Linked DNA regions of Homo sapiens: all the other regions are linked to region 1. The links are chromatin contacts, found by Hi-C or POLR2A ChIA-PET in ENCODE. All regions are on one chromosome and are shown on one strand. The core of a region is the stretch at or near the end of the contact, and the rest is flanking DNA. Distances in the headings are between cores, read along the strand shown.

What was found. Hi-C counts contacts between places; a loop is a spot of excess contacts on that map. ChIA-PET counts read pairs that join two places held with the same protein, here RNA polymerase II (POLR2A). Pooled maps may share reads with other maps.
Region 2: a map of posterior vena cava shows a loop between it and region 1 (4-fold over the local background). The contact joins two enhancer-like sites. A Hi-C loop is called at or near these places in 1 of 168 maps with a recorded cell type or tissue (posterior vena cava). POLR2A ChIA-PET finds 5 or more read pairs at or near these places in 2 of 52 experiments (MCF 10A and WTC11).
Region 3: a pooled map shows a loop between it and region 1 (3-fold over the local background). The contact joins two enhancer-like sites. A Hi-C loop is called at or near these places in 1 of 37 single-sample maps with no recorded cell type and 3 of 50 pooled maps. POLR2A ChIA-PET finds 5 or more read pairs at or near these places in 2 of 52 experiments (MCF 10A and WTC11).

What each region holds. Positions count from the first base shown.
Region 1 is chr5:32,075,526-32,079,392 of GRCh38, forward strand. It overlaps PDZD2 (PDZ domain containing 2), which reads left to right. Exons shown (of 25, transcript NM_178140.4): 19 at 1,937-2,081. Among named protein-coding and RNA genes, the nearest start is that of GOLPH3, 97 kb to the right of the region's middle. Within about 2 kb of position 1,971, at least 2 of the 41 ENCODE cell types and tissues checked have a DNase peak (open chromatin) inside an H3K27ac peak, as active enhancers do.
Region 2 is chr5:31,739,537-31,743,403 of GRCh38, forward strand. All of the region lies in intron 1 of PDZD2 (PDZ domain containing 2), which reads left to right. Among named protein-coding and RNA genes, the nearest start is that of PDZD2, 100 kb to the left of the region's middle. Within about 2 kb of position 2,180, at least 2 of the 41 ENCODE cell types and tissues checked have a DNase peak (open chromatin) inside an H3K27ac peak, as active enhancers do.
Region 3 is chr5:31,766,194-31,770,060 of GRCh38, forward strand. All of the region lies in intron 1 of PDZD2 (PDZ domain containing 2), which reads left to right. Among named protein-coding and RNA genes, the nearest start is that of PDZD2, 130 kb to the left of the region's middle. Within about 2 kb of position 2,093, at least 2 of the 41 ENCODE cell types and tissues checked have a DNase peak (open chromatin) inside an H3K27ac peak, as active enhancers do.

The DNA.
Region 1 (3,867 bases), core at 721-3,220:
TGCATTCACTTAGAAATTGATAATGTACCACATTAAATGCAAGTTAATATTGGTTATGTTACTACTTGGTTACGAGTATGTTAGAATATCAAATTGTTCATTTTTAAAAATGTTCAATATACCTCTACTTTATCAAGGAGACAGTACGAGAAATCAATGTTGTTTATAATCTCCTTAACATAAATAACTTCTCTCTCTCTCTCGCTGAACAAAGAATCTGAGATGACTTATAAAGCCATATTATTATAGATGTGTGTTCAAGTGGTTTATATAAACATATATGTCAATAGACCTGGAAAATGCTAAGTCATAAAAACTATACCAGGCAAAAGTCGTTTTTTTAACCTTATTTTTGTTTTAATAGAAATGCACATCTTTTTTCCTTCTCCTCAAATATCATATTTTACCTCCAACCACTACCTGTGTTTTAAAATATAATGTTTGGCCATTGGGTAAATTTCTTCTTTTAAAAAGCATCGGCCGGGCACAGTGGCTCACGCCTGTAATCCCAGCACTTTGGGATGCTGAGGCAGGTGGATCACCTGAGGTCAGGAATTAGAGACCAGCCTGGCCAACATGGCAAAACCCCGTCTCTACTGAAAATACAAAAATCAGTCAGGTGTGGTGGTGTGCACCTGTAATCCCAGCTACTCGGGAGTCTGAGGCAGGAGAATCTCTTGAACTCGGGAGGTGGTGGTTGCAGTGAGCTGAGATCGTGCCACTGTACTCCAGCCTGGGTGACAGAGCAAGACTCGGTCTCAAGAAAAAAAAAAAAAAAAAAAAACAAATCACAAGTTTTGGATAACTGTATAAAGGCAAATTAGGGTTTTTATTCATAATAATTTATATCTATTAAAATAAGAGTTTTGTAATTCTAAGTTAATACTCTCAGAATGAACTTTTGAGCAGCATTTGAAACTTGTACAAGACTAATTTTTCTCATAAAAATTTTAGTTACAAAATTTGATTTTATTTATATCTGAGAAAGAAAATAGAATGGATTGCTATAAAGTATATGTCCTCAAATATTGGAAGAAAAAACCTTCCTCTTTTGGTACGTGAGTTAAATTCTGTTTTTATTTACTACTTGATTTAAATTGAAGTGAAATTCATATAACATGAAATTAACCATTTTGAAATGTACAAGTCAATGGCACTTAGTACATTCAGAATGCAATATGACCCACCACCTCTGTCTAGTTCTGAAACTCCTCTACTGTTTTTATGTTACATTTGTGTTACTAATAAATAGAAAATTAACTGAGTTAAACTCTATCTAGGTTTCCCTCAGCTGGTAACTGACATTTTATGAAAAGATTTCTTACCAAAGCTGCTGAAAGACATATTATCCCTTTCACCTCTGTGCTCTGCTGCCACCTTTGGGCCACTTTATCACTCACAATGGATAAATTTCACATGAAGCTGATTTAACTGTTAGTTTTAGAATTTCATTGCATTGAATGTTAGGTAGAAGAAGAGAAAGTAATGGACACTTAGCCAAAGTGAAGTCTTGAAATATGAAATGTCAATTTTGTTTATCCAGATTCGTTCATTCCCTCACTACCAAACTAAGGAGTTAGTGTTATAGTCTTGGATATCTCTATGCAATATAATAACAATACCTTACATCTGTCTAGCCTTATATGTGCTGTTTTTATAACTGTTCTCATTTAATCGTCTTCTTTTAAGCTCTATGAGTAAGACTGGGAATGTTTTATGCCCATTTTAGAGTTGAAAAAAATGGAGGCTTGGGGAAGAATGATATGACCATTTAATTCCTAGCAGACCTTAAACCCACAATCTGGATCTGCTGGCTCCTAGTCCAGGGCCCCTTTGCCTTTTCCTGAACTAGCTCTGCTCTCTATATATGATCTCATCTTACGGTGCAGAAAGCCTGAAAGTTATTTCAAGTGGCTTGTGGTTGTCATTGTGCCAGGAATCTCTGGGAAAGCTGACCACTGGAGATGCTTGTGTCTCTACCAGCTGTGAACTAGCCAGTGCTCTGTCCCATCTGGATGCCAGCCACCTCACAGAGAACCTGCCCAAAGCTGCATCAGAGCTGGGGCAACAACCCATGACTGGTAAGATTATTTTCCCATTTGTTAATCTTAAAGTAGGTGGGGAGATACCCTAATGAAAGCATTATACAGGCCAGGCGCAGTGGCTTACACCTGTAATCCCAGCACTCTGGGAGGCCGAGGTGGGCGGACCACTTGAGGTCAGGAGTTTGAGACCAGCCTGGCCAACATGGTGAAACCCCATCTCTACTAAAAATACAAAAATTAGCCGGGCGTGGTGGTGCGCACCTTTAATCCCAGCTACTTGGGAGGCTGAGGCAGGAGAATCGCTTGAACTGGGTAGGCGGAGGTTGCAGTGAGCCAAGGTGGCACCATTGCACTGCAGCCTGGGCAACAAGAGCAAGACTCTGTCAAAAAAAAAAGAAAAAAGAAAGAAAGGAAATTGATATTTTTAAGGAGAAAAATCTTTTACACAAATTAACATTTAAATACTGCCTGCATTTAGCACCTTTACTATATCATTGTGCCTAAACTCATCGTTTTCATGCCATGTTGAACACATCCATTTTCAGTCAGTTGACCCTTTTTACCCTTTTGTGACACCAACAAGACATGAGATGAATCAAAAGGACTTCCCACCCATCAAAATCACAGCACTCTGCCTACGTGAAATCAAATGCACTGAGAAATGGCAACAAAAACCTCCACAAAGGACAAGTGAAATGATACTGAAAAACCACACATAAGTGTTGATGAGAGATTAAGTAACATCGTGGAGGCAGAAGTTATCTCAGTATTTATTTAGGTGCCAGGTGCAGTGGCTCATGCCTGTAATCCCAGCACTTTGGGAAGCTGAGGCAAGTAGATCATGAGGTCAGGAGTTTAAGACCAGCCTGGCCAACATGGTGAAACCCCATCTCTACTAAAAAGACAAAAAAATTAGCTGGGCATGGTGGAGCACGCTTATAATCCCAGCTACTCAGGAGGCTGAGGCAGTAGAATTGCTTGAACCCGGGAGGTGGAGGTTGCAGTGAGCCAAGATCATGCCATTGCACTCCAGCCTGGGCTATACAGTGAAACTGTGTCTCAAAAATTAAAAAAAAAAAAAAAAAAAAAGGAAATTAGTTAGATGTGGTGGCATGTGGCTATACTTTGGAGGCTAAGACCAGGAGGGTTACTTGAACCTAGGAGTTTGAGACTGCAGTGAGCTATGATCACGCCACTACACTCCAGCCTGGGTGACAGAACTAGACCCAATCTCTGGGAAAAAAAAAAAAGTGTGGGGTGTGTATGTGTGTATGTAAAATTTGGCTACCCATCATCTAGTAGTTGAACAAAATAATATTGTAAAACATGATTTTTAAAAATCAACTGAATTAAGTGACTTTGCTTCCTTGTTAGTGGAGACCTTTATTGAAATTTTGGATTCTGGTGGGGCGCGGTGGCTCATCATGCCTGTAATCCCAGCACTTTGGGATGCCAAGGGGGGGCCGATCACTTGAGGTCAGGAGTTCAAGACCAGCCTGGCCAACATAGTGAAATCTCGCCTCTACTAAACATAAAAAAATTAGCGGGTGTTGTGGTGCATGCCTGTAATCCTAGCTTCTCAGGAGGCTGAGACACGAGAATTGCTTGAACCCAGGAGGCAGAGGTTGCAGTGAGCTGAGATTGTGCCATTGCACTCCAGCCTGGGGGACAGAGTGAGACTCTGTCTCAAAAAAAAAACAAAAAAAAAACAAAAAAAAAAAAGGAAATCTGGATTCTAAACTTGCACTCTGTGGGTAGGGGACACTCTTCTCAGTGGCTGGTGATGACTGTGATCCCACTTGTCGAGCTCTGTGGGAGTCCC
Region 2 (3,867 bases), core at 930-3,429, 340 kb before region 1:
CAAAAAGTTAGCAGAAAATGGGATTAAAAGATAAAAATAAAAAAAAGATAAACTTTATTTCCCAACAGGAACTCCATCAAATTCAAGACACTATTGTAAGCCATGATACCAGCCATTTAATTCCTCCCTAAAGAGCTGAAGGTCTTGGATATTTAACCATGTCACAGCTTTTCAGTGTATTATCAAATGAAGAAACATGGATGCCCTCTAAAGGTATTTTTAAGATTAGGAAACAAGAAGTCAGAAGGAGCCAAATCAGAACTGTAGGGTGGATGCCTAATGATTTTCCATTGAAACTCTCACAAAATTGCCCTTCTTTGATGAGAGGAAAGAAGAGGAGCATTATTGTGGTGATGAAGGACTCTGGTGAAGCTTTCCTGGGTGGTTTTGTGCTAAAGCTTTGGCCAACTTTCTCAAAATACTCTCATAGTAAGCAGATGTTATTGTTCTTTGGCCTTTCAGAAAGTTAACAAACAAATGCCTGGAACATCCCAAAAATCTGTTCCCATCTTTTCTCTTGACCCATCTGCTTTTGCTTTGGCTGGACCACTTCCACCTCTCGGTAGCCATTGCTTTGATTGTGCTTTGTCTTCAGGATTGTACTGGTAAAGCCATGTTTCTTCTCCTGTTGCGATTCTTCAAAGAAATGCTTCAGGATCTTGATCCTACATGTGTAAAATTTCCATTGAAAATTCTGCTGTTGGCTGGGTGCGGTGGCTCAAGCCTGTAATCCCAGCACTTTGGGAGGCCGAGGCGGGCAGATCACAAGGTTAGGAGATCGAGACCATCCTGGCTAACATGGTGAAACCCCATCTCTACTAAAAATCAAAAAAAAAAAATTAGCTGGGCATGGTGGCAGGCGCCTGTAGTCCCAGCTACTCAGGAGGCTGAGGCATGAGAATGGCGTGAACCCGGGAGGCGGAGCTTGCAGTGAGCCGAGATCTTGCCACTGCACTCCAGCCTGGGTGACAGAGCAAGACTCCGTCTCAAAAAAAAAAAAAAAAAAAAAAAAAAAAAAAAAATCTGCTGTTGTCTGCAGCTGACCTGGGCTTAAGGGTTTTGGTACCCACTGACTGGAGAGTTTGCTCAACTTTAATTTTTCAGTCAGAGCTGTATAAGCTGAACCAATTGAGAAGTCTATGATCTTGGCTATTGTTTGTGGTGTTAACTCTTGGTCCTCTTCAATTAGGGCAAGAACAAGATGAATTTTTTCCCTTGCAAATTGGTGTGCATGGTTCACCACTGCAGGCTTCATCTTCAGCATTGTTTCATCCCTTCTTAAAAATGAGTTATCTATTTGTAAACTGCTCATTTCTTTGGGGCATTGTCCTCGTAAACTTTTGTAAAGCATCAATGATTTCACCATTCTTCCACTCAAGCTTTACCATGAATTAGATGTTTGTTCTTATTTCAACTTTAGCAGAACTCATGTTTCTAACAGGGTTTTTCAAACTGATGTCTTATCCTTCTTAGTGCCTCAAACTACATCCTGTTCAGACATGTTTTAACATGCTAGTAGAAGTCTATTTGGGGGCAAAAAATTGTTTGAAATCCATGCATAATTTTTAATAATATACATCTCCCATGTACTTTTTGAAGACCCCTTGTACAAGCTTTAAAATTGCACTTATAGTCAGATCTTGTACAATAGTGTGTACACACACACACACACACACACACACACTTCAGAAAAAGATTGAAGAAATAACTCAAAATTGTGGTGGTTTCTGGTTGGTGAGATTGTGGGTGACTTTATTTTCTTTATGCATTTCTCTATTTCCCCCAATTTTTGGCAATGAAAATTGATTCAGTTTAAAGCCAAGATTTTTTTTTTTTTTTAAAAAGGCTCCTCCCAGAATTTTTTTTTAGACGTTTGTTACTTGTGCATCCATAGCTCCATGGTGAATTAGAACCTGAAGCCTGCAAGATCACAGCAGGTCTGAGTTCTAGTCTGTGCAATAAACAAGGGACTGGACTCTAGTAAAATACAAGTAAAAGCTGAACTTGGAGTCAGAATACCAGAGTTCTCATCCAAACTTCCCTCTCTTACTAGCTGAGAGCCTTGGGGAAACCATTATGTACTCTGAGTTCCTCTCATTGCCAAGTCTCTTGGAAGAGGAATGGACCCACCACTGCCAGTTCTAGGCAAAACTGTGAAGCAGCCAAACACTTGTGCCTTTGCTTCTGTCTTGGTGTTTGTTCTCCCTGCACAGGGCTCCCCAACCCCCCCGTGCATACTCTCATGCTGCCTGCAACTCTCTCCTACTGAAAACTGCTCTTTGGAAAGAATCTGGTTCATTCCTTCAAACACATATTCATAAGTACAAGGTGCATTGACTAGTGAAATCTTAACCCAGGACCCTGCCTAGAGATGGCTTCATTTTCTAGGGAAAAGGAAACAACCTGTAAATCAAAGGGCAGCCTTTCCTCCAGAAAACTGCATAGTGGAGGTCTCTGACCAATGTGGTGGAACTAAAGTCCAGCCTTGATTGCTTCCCCACTTTGGGGACTTTGAATTGAGGCCCTCTTCTTATGAATAGGTACAGGAAAGTCAATTATCTTTTCTAAATGGGACTTAACCCTGTCATTGCAGTCTTCTATTACATTAGTCTTCTAATCCTTCATGGATTCTGTAGCCACACATAAGAAGTCATCCTACTTTCTTCACGGGGTTATTGCGAAAAGTGAAACAACACAGGTGAAATAATTCTTGGCAAAGTGTAAGGTAAAGGTTGCCTCTTGGAAGCACGTGGGCTGAGCTTGATGTGGATGGTTTTGTTGAGTTTGCACAGTGGTTACTTTTTATTTTTTATTAAAGACTGAAATGGTTGTAAATATTTGAAAATTAAGAGATATTATGTTTGAAAGTGTGACTTTTTTTTTTTTTTTTCATTTCCCCGGGCCCTGACATTCTGGCATGGCTCTAATCTGTTGGAGCCCAGTTGGAGCCCATCACTATTAGGGGAACCCAACCCTCAGCAACCCCCTCCCCCAACTCCCCCCCTCCCCACCCCATTCCCCCACCACTGTTTCTACCCCAGGGGATGGTGGTCTTGAACAGCTGAGGCTGTGGATTCAGAGCTTCCTGCCCTGAGTCTCTGCTCTAGCATTTGCTGGTTGTTTGACTTTGGCCAACCTAGTAAACTTGCAGAGCCATAACTTGCTAGGGCCTCTGTTTCTTCATCTGTAAAGTGGAATAATATTCGTGTCTTCCCAGAGGACTGTAGCAAGGACTAGGAAAAATGCTTGTGATACACTTAGAACAAGCCCTGGTACACAAAGGGCTTTGATCAGTTACCTGCTTGGTCTCTAAAAGCATTTGGCTTACCAACTACTGCTGGAAGATGTGAATTAAATGAAGATTATTGTTTCTTCTGTTTGTCAACCTAGTACTTTTTCTGCTATGTGTTATTTGGTAGTGCTAGATAGAAAATTGAGCTTCTAAGTGAATTCAGAAACTTTTCCAAATATTCTTTCTGATTAGCCAGTCCATCTTCACCTTTGGAGGATGTTATATGAATAGCATTAGTACTCTTTTCCCCTGCTGAATTCTGCCATACATACATTGATTTTGACCTACTCTGAATCTCTTTAGTGTTGAGTATGTCATGTATTTTCATATTAGGTTATATTCTTTTTTCTTTTTTTTTTTTTTGATACAGGGTCTTACTCTGCTGCCCAGGCTGGAGTGCAGTGGCACAATCATGGCTCACTGAAGCCTCAACCTTCCCGGGCTCAGGTGATCCTCCAGCCTCAGCATCCCCAATGGCTGGGATTACAGGCATGCGCCACCATGCCCGGCCAATCTTTGTATTTTTTTGTAGAGATAGGTATTCGCCATGTTGCCCAGGGCTCAAGCGATCCACC
Region 3 (3,867 bases), core at 843-3,342, 310 kb before region 1:
AACAAAAATTCTGCCTGATTGGTTTTTGCTGGACACTGCTTTATGTCAGGAAAAAACAAACAAAAGTATTCCCTTTATAGTATTGTTTTCTACAGTGTGAAACTCAGATGTCCATATTTGAAGATGCTAATATAAAAAAAGAAGTCCATGGTCAAATAAGTTTCTTTTTTATTATTGTATTCATTTTATCTTATTTTATTTTTTGAGATGGTGTCTCACTCTGCCGCCTAGGCTGGAGTGCAGTGGTGCGGGATCATGGCTCACTACAACCTTGACCTCTATAGCCTCAGATGATCCTCCCACCTCAGCCCCATCATCCCCGAGTAGGTGGGACTACAAGTGTATGCCACCATCCCTGCATAATTTTTTTGAATTTTTAGTAGAGATGGGGTTTCACCATGTTGCCTAGGCTGGCCTCTAACTCTTGGGCTTAAGACATCTGCCCGCCTCAGCCTCCCAAAGTGCTGGGATTACAGGTGTGAGCCACAGCACCCAACCTACATAAGATTCATAAGTTCTTTTTTAAACCTTAAGCAGAATTTTTTTTTTTTTTTGAGACAGAGTTTCGCTCTTGTCTCCCAGGCTGGAGTGCAATGGCGCATCTCAGCTCACTGCAACCTCTGCCTCCTGGGTTCAAGTGATTCTCCTGCCTCAGCCTCCTGAGTAGCTGCAATTAAAGTGCCCACCACACACCCAGCTAATTTTTATATTTTTAGTAGAGACTGGGTTTCATCATGTTGGGCAGGCTGTTCTCCAACTCCTGACCTCAGGTGATCCACCCACCTGCCTCCCAAAGTGCTGGGGGATTACAGGTGTGAGCAACTGCACCCAGCCTTTTTTTTTTTTTTTTTTTGAGACAGAGTCTCACTGTGTCTCAGTGGAGACTGGAGTGCAGTGGCGAGATCTTGGCTCACTGCAACCTCTGCCCTCTGGGTTCAAGCGATTCTCCTGCCGTAGCCTCCCGAGTAGCTGGGATTACAGGTGCCCGCCACCATGCCCAGCTAATTTTTGTATTTTTCGTAGAGACGGGGTTTCACCCTGTTGGCCAGGCTGGGCTCCAACTCCTGAACTCAAGTGATCCACCCACCTCGGCCTCCCAAAGTGCTGGGATTACAGGCGTGAGCCACCACGCCCAACCCCTTAAACAGCTTTTAACCATACAGGACTTCTCAGAGACTTCAACAGGAATGATGCCTTGAAGAAGACCATGTGGTAGACGGCAGTTCTCAGATGTGTCTGCCAATGGTCACCCGTTTCAGGAAGGCAGCTCTTGGAACTGTTTTTCAGTATCACATGTTTTGCTGCTGTATACCTGTTCCTCATTTCCAAGACCTTCATTTTTCTGTTGATGTTTCAAACCAGATGACTCATATCTTGTAGTCATTTCTCCTTTACAGGATGATTTTTGAGGTAATTGACCCATTTCTGACCACATTTTATAAAAGATCAGTCCGTCAACGTAAGATGGAGACTATGTAAAGTTTTCAGATGGCCATCTCCTCTGCAATATTGATGGGGCCTGCAGACTTGAAGCAATTGCCCAGGCCCCTCAGTTTCCATGCATGGCCTCCTTTGAGCCTGAGAACAAGGTTCCTGGCCTGTCCCTAGTCTCTCCTTGATCCATACTCCTTAAAAGGATTTATTCAGGCCTCTTCTGCCAACTGCTATTTAGTCATTTTCACTTTGTCCAATTTTGAATTGGCCTATTCCTTGCCAAATATTTTTTGGTAACATACTTGAAAGCAAAGTGATAAATTGGGAACAACCAGATCATTCCTTTGGAACAGTGTCTTTTTTACCAGCCAGGCTTTCCACCTGTGAGGTCAGCTCTTCCTTCCAGGATTGTCACCACATCTAGAGGCTTGGCCCAGCCAATGGCAAGAGGATGAGAGGCACCAACTACACAGAACTGGGACCTGGAGTTAGGTCTCTCCAGTGAGGTGGGGTAGGCAAAGTCTCACGTCAAAGAGGTTTAGCAACAGCACGCTGTGGTTCAGGCAAACAGTTGGCACCAGAGTCTCCAAAGGCTGGGAACTCCGTGAAAGGCAGGCGAGCAGGCAGCTTGCAACACACTCCAGCCATCAGCCCAAGGGACAGGGCGATATTCTGGATGCTGCAGTGGGAACTAGAGATAGATGAGGCTTCAGGGATTAGAACCGAGACAAAAGGCCAGGCTCAGTGGCTCATGTCTGTAATCCCAGCACTTTGGGAGCCTGAGGTGGGTGGATCACAAGGTCAGGAGTTTGAGACTAGCCTGGCCAACATAGTGAAACCCCGTCTCTACTAAAAATACAAAAAATTAGCTGGGCATGGTGGCACGTACCTGTAGTCCCAGCTACTTGGGAGGCTGAAGCAAGAGAATTGCTTGAACCCAGGAGGCGGAGGTTGCAGTGAGCCAATATTGTGCCACTGCACTCCAGCTGGGCAACAGAGCGAGACTCTGTCTCAAAAAAAAAAAAAAAAAACTGAGACACAAGATCAGGACTTCAGCAGTGATGAGGCTGAACTGATGCCTGGTCGAAGGGTATGACATTGAGCAGCTCTTCAGTGATCCCTGCCTCATGTCATGATTGCACCAGAGATTTCTAGCGGCACTGGAGCAGGGACAGCGGTGGAGGGGTAAGGGGATCACATGTAGGAATAGGGACAGGCAGAGGCTGAGAACCAATAGCGCTCCAACTTCGCTGTGGTAATACTGGGAATCCTTGTCTTTCTCATCACCCTCACAAATTTCCTAAAGGTGGGGACAATGTCTGTTTCCATCACCTGCATGTTGCCCATGCTGCCCCCAGGTGTCAGTAAATTCGTCCAGAATGAATGAGTGAATGAACTGAACTACTTAACAGCAGTGGGGATGGAATTCGGTTTGCAGGGGAGACGATGCTCAGGACGCTGGAGATCCACATCCCTGCATTGCCGAGGGCAGATGCAGCCGGAGAGCCCCACTGGGACACAGTGATTTTTCCAGACCCTTCAAGCCATGTGGCTTGTGTGTAGGTCCGTACTGACCAGATAGCCCGAAGGTGGCATGAAGCTGAACAAACCTGGATCGAAGCAAATGCAGTTGGATCCCAAGGTTGCAAGTCTGTTTCTGTTTTGAGCAATTTGTCTGGTAAACATTTAGCAGGACCTGTTTCACCTCACTGAGGATAAAAGAGAAGCTTTGGCTCAAAATCCTAGTGCCAGAATTTCTGGCCAGCAGGGACATTTCTAAAGTCACCAAGCAAATGTTTCCCGATTACGAATTGTAATTTGGGATTTCAATGTCGGGAAAAGGACAGCAGATCAGACGTTTTAAAAATGCACAGCCTCCAAGGTAAAAATAGTGGAGGAAAGTCAAGACCAGCTGAATTTTGCCTAAAAGAGCCCGGTTTCCTCCTAAGCTAGGTGCTTGGCTTTTATTTTTAAATTGTTTCTCCTGATACTTTGAAACGCTGTTGTGTTCTGAGTCACTGAAGAGTTGGAAGAAGTCAATTAATTTTTAATGCAAAATGCAGAATTTGGAAGTGCCTGAGTGGGTTTTGGAGGGTGGCAGGGTTCCAGGCCGAGGCCACAGAGTCTAGAGTTACAGGACTTGGGTTGTGGTGAGGAACTTCAGAGTCACTTAGCTCATCAACACCATCTTGATGGTATTCTTGTTGATGAAAACTTTCAGACTAAATGCTAATTACTTTCAAGAGGTGGAATCTGGATTTTGTTATTGTTTTGTTTTGTTTTTTTCTTGTGCTAGGTCAAAGTGTCTTATGAGTCCCCAAGTGAAGTCTTTGTAACTCATCTGTCCTCTTCGGTCATCTCACCAACACTTAGATTCTCTGGCAGCCTGAGGCAGACTCTTCTTTTCCGAAAGATGAAAAGCATGTCACTGGA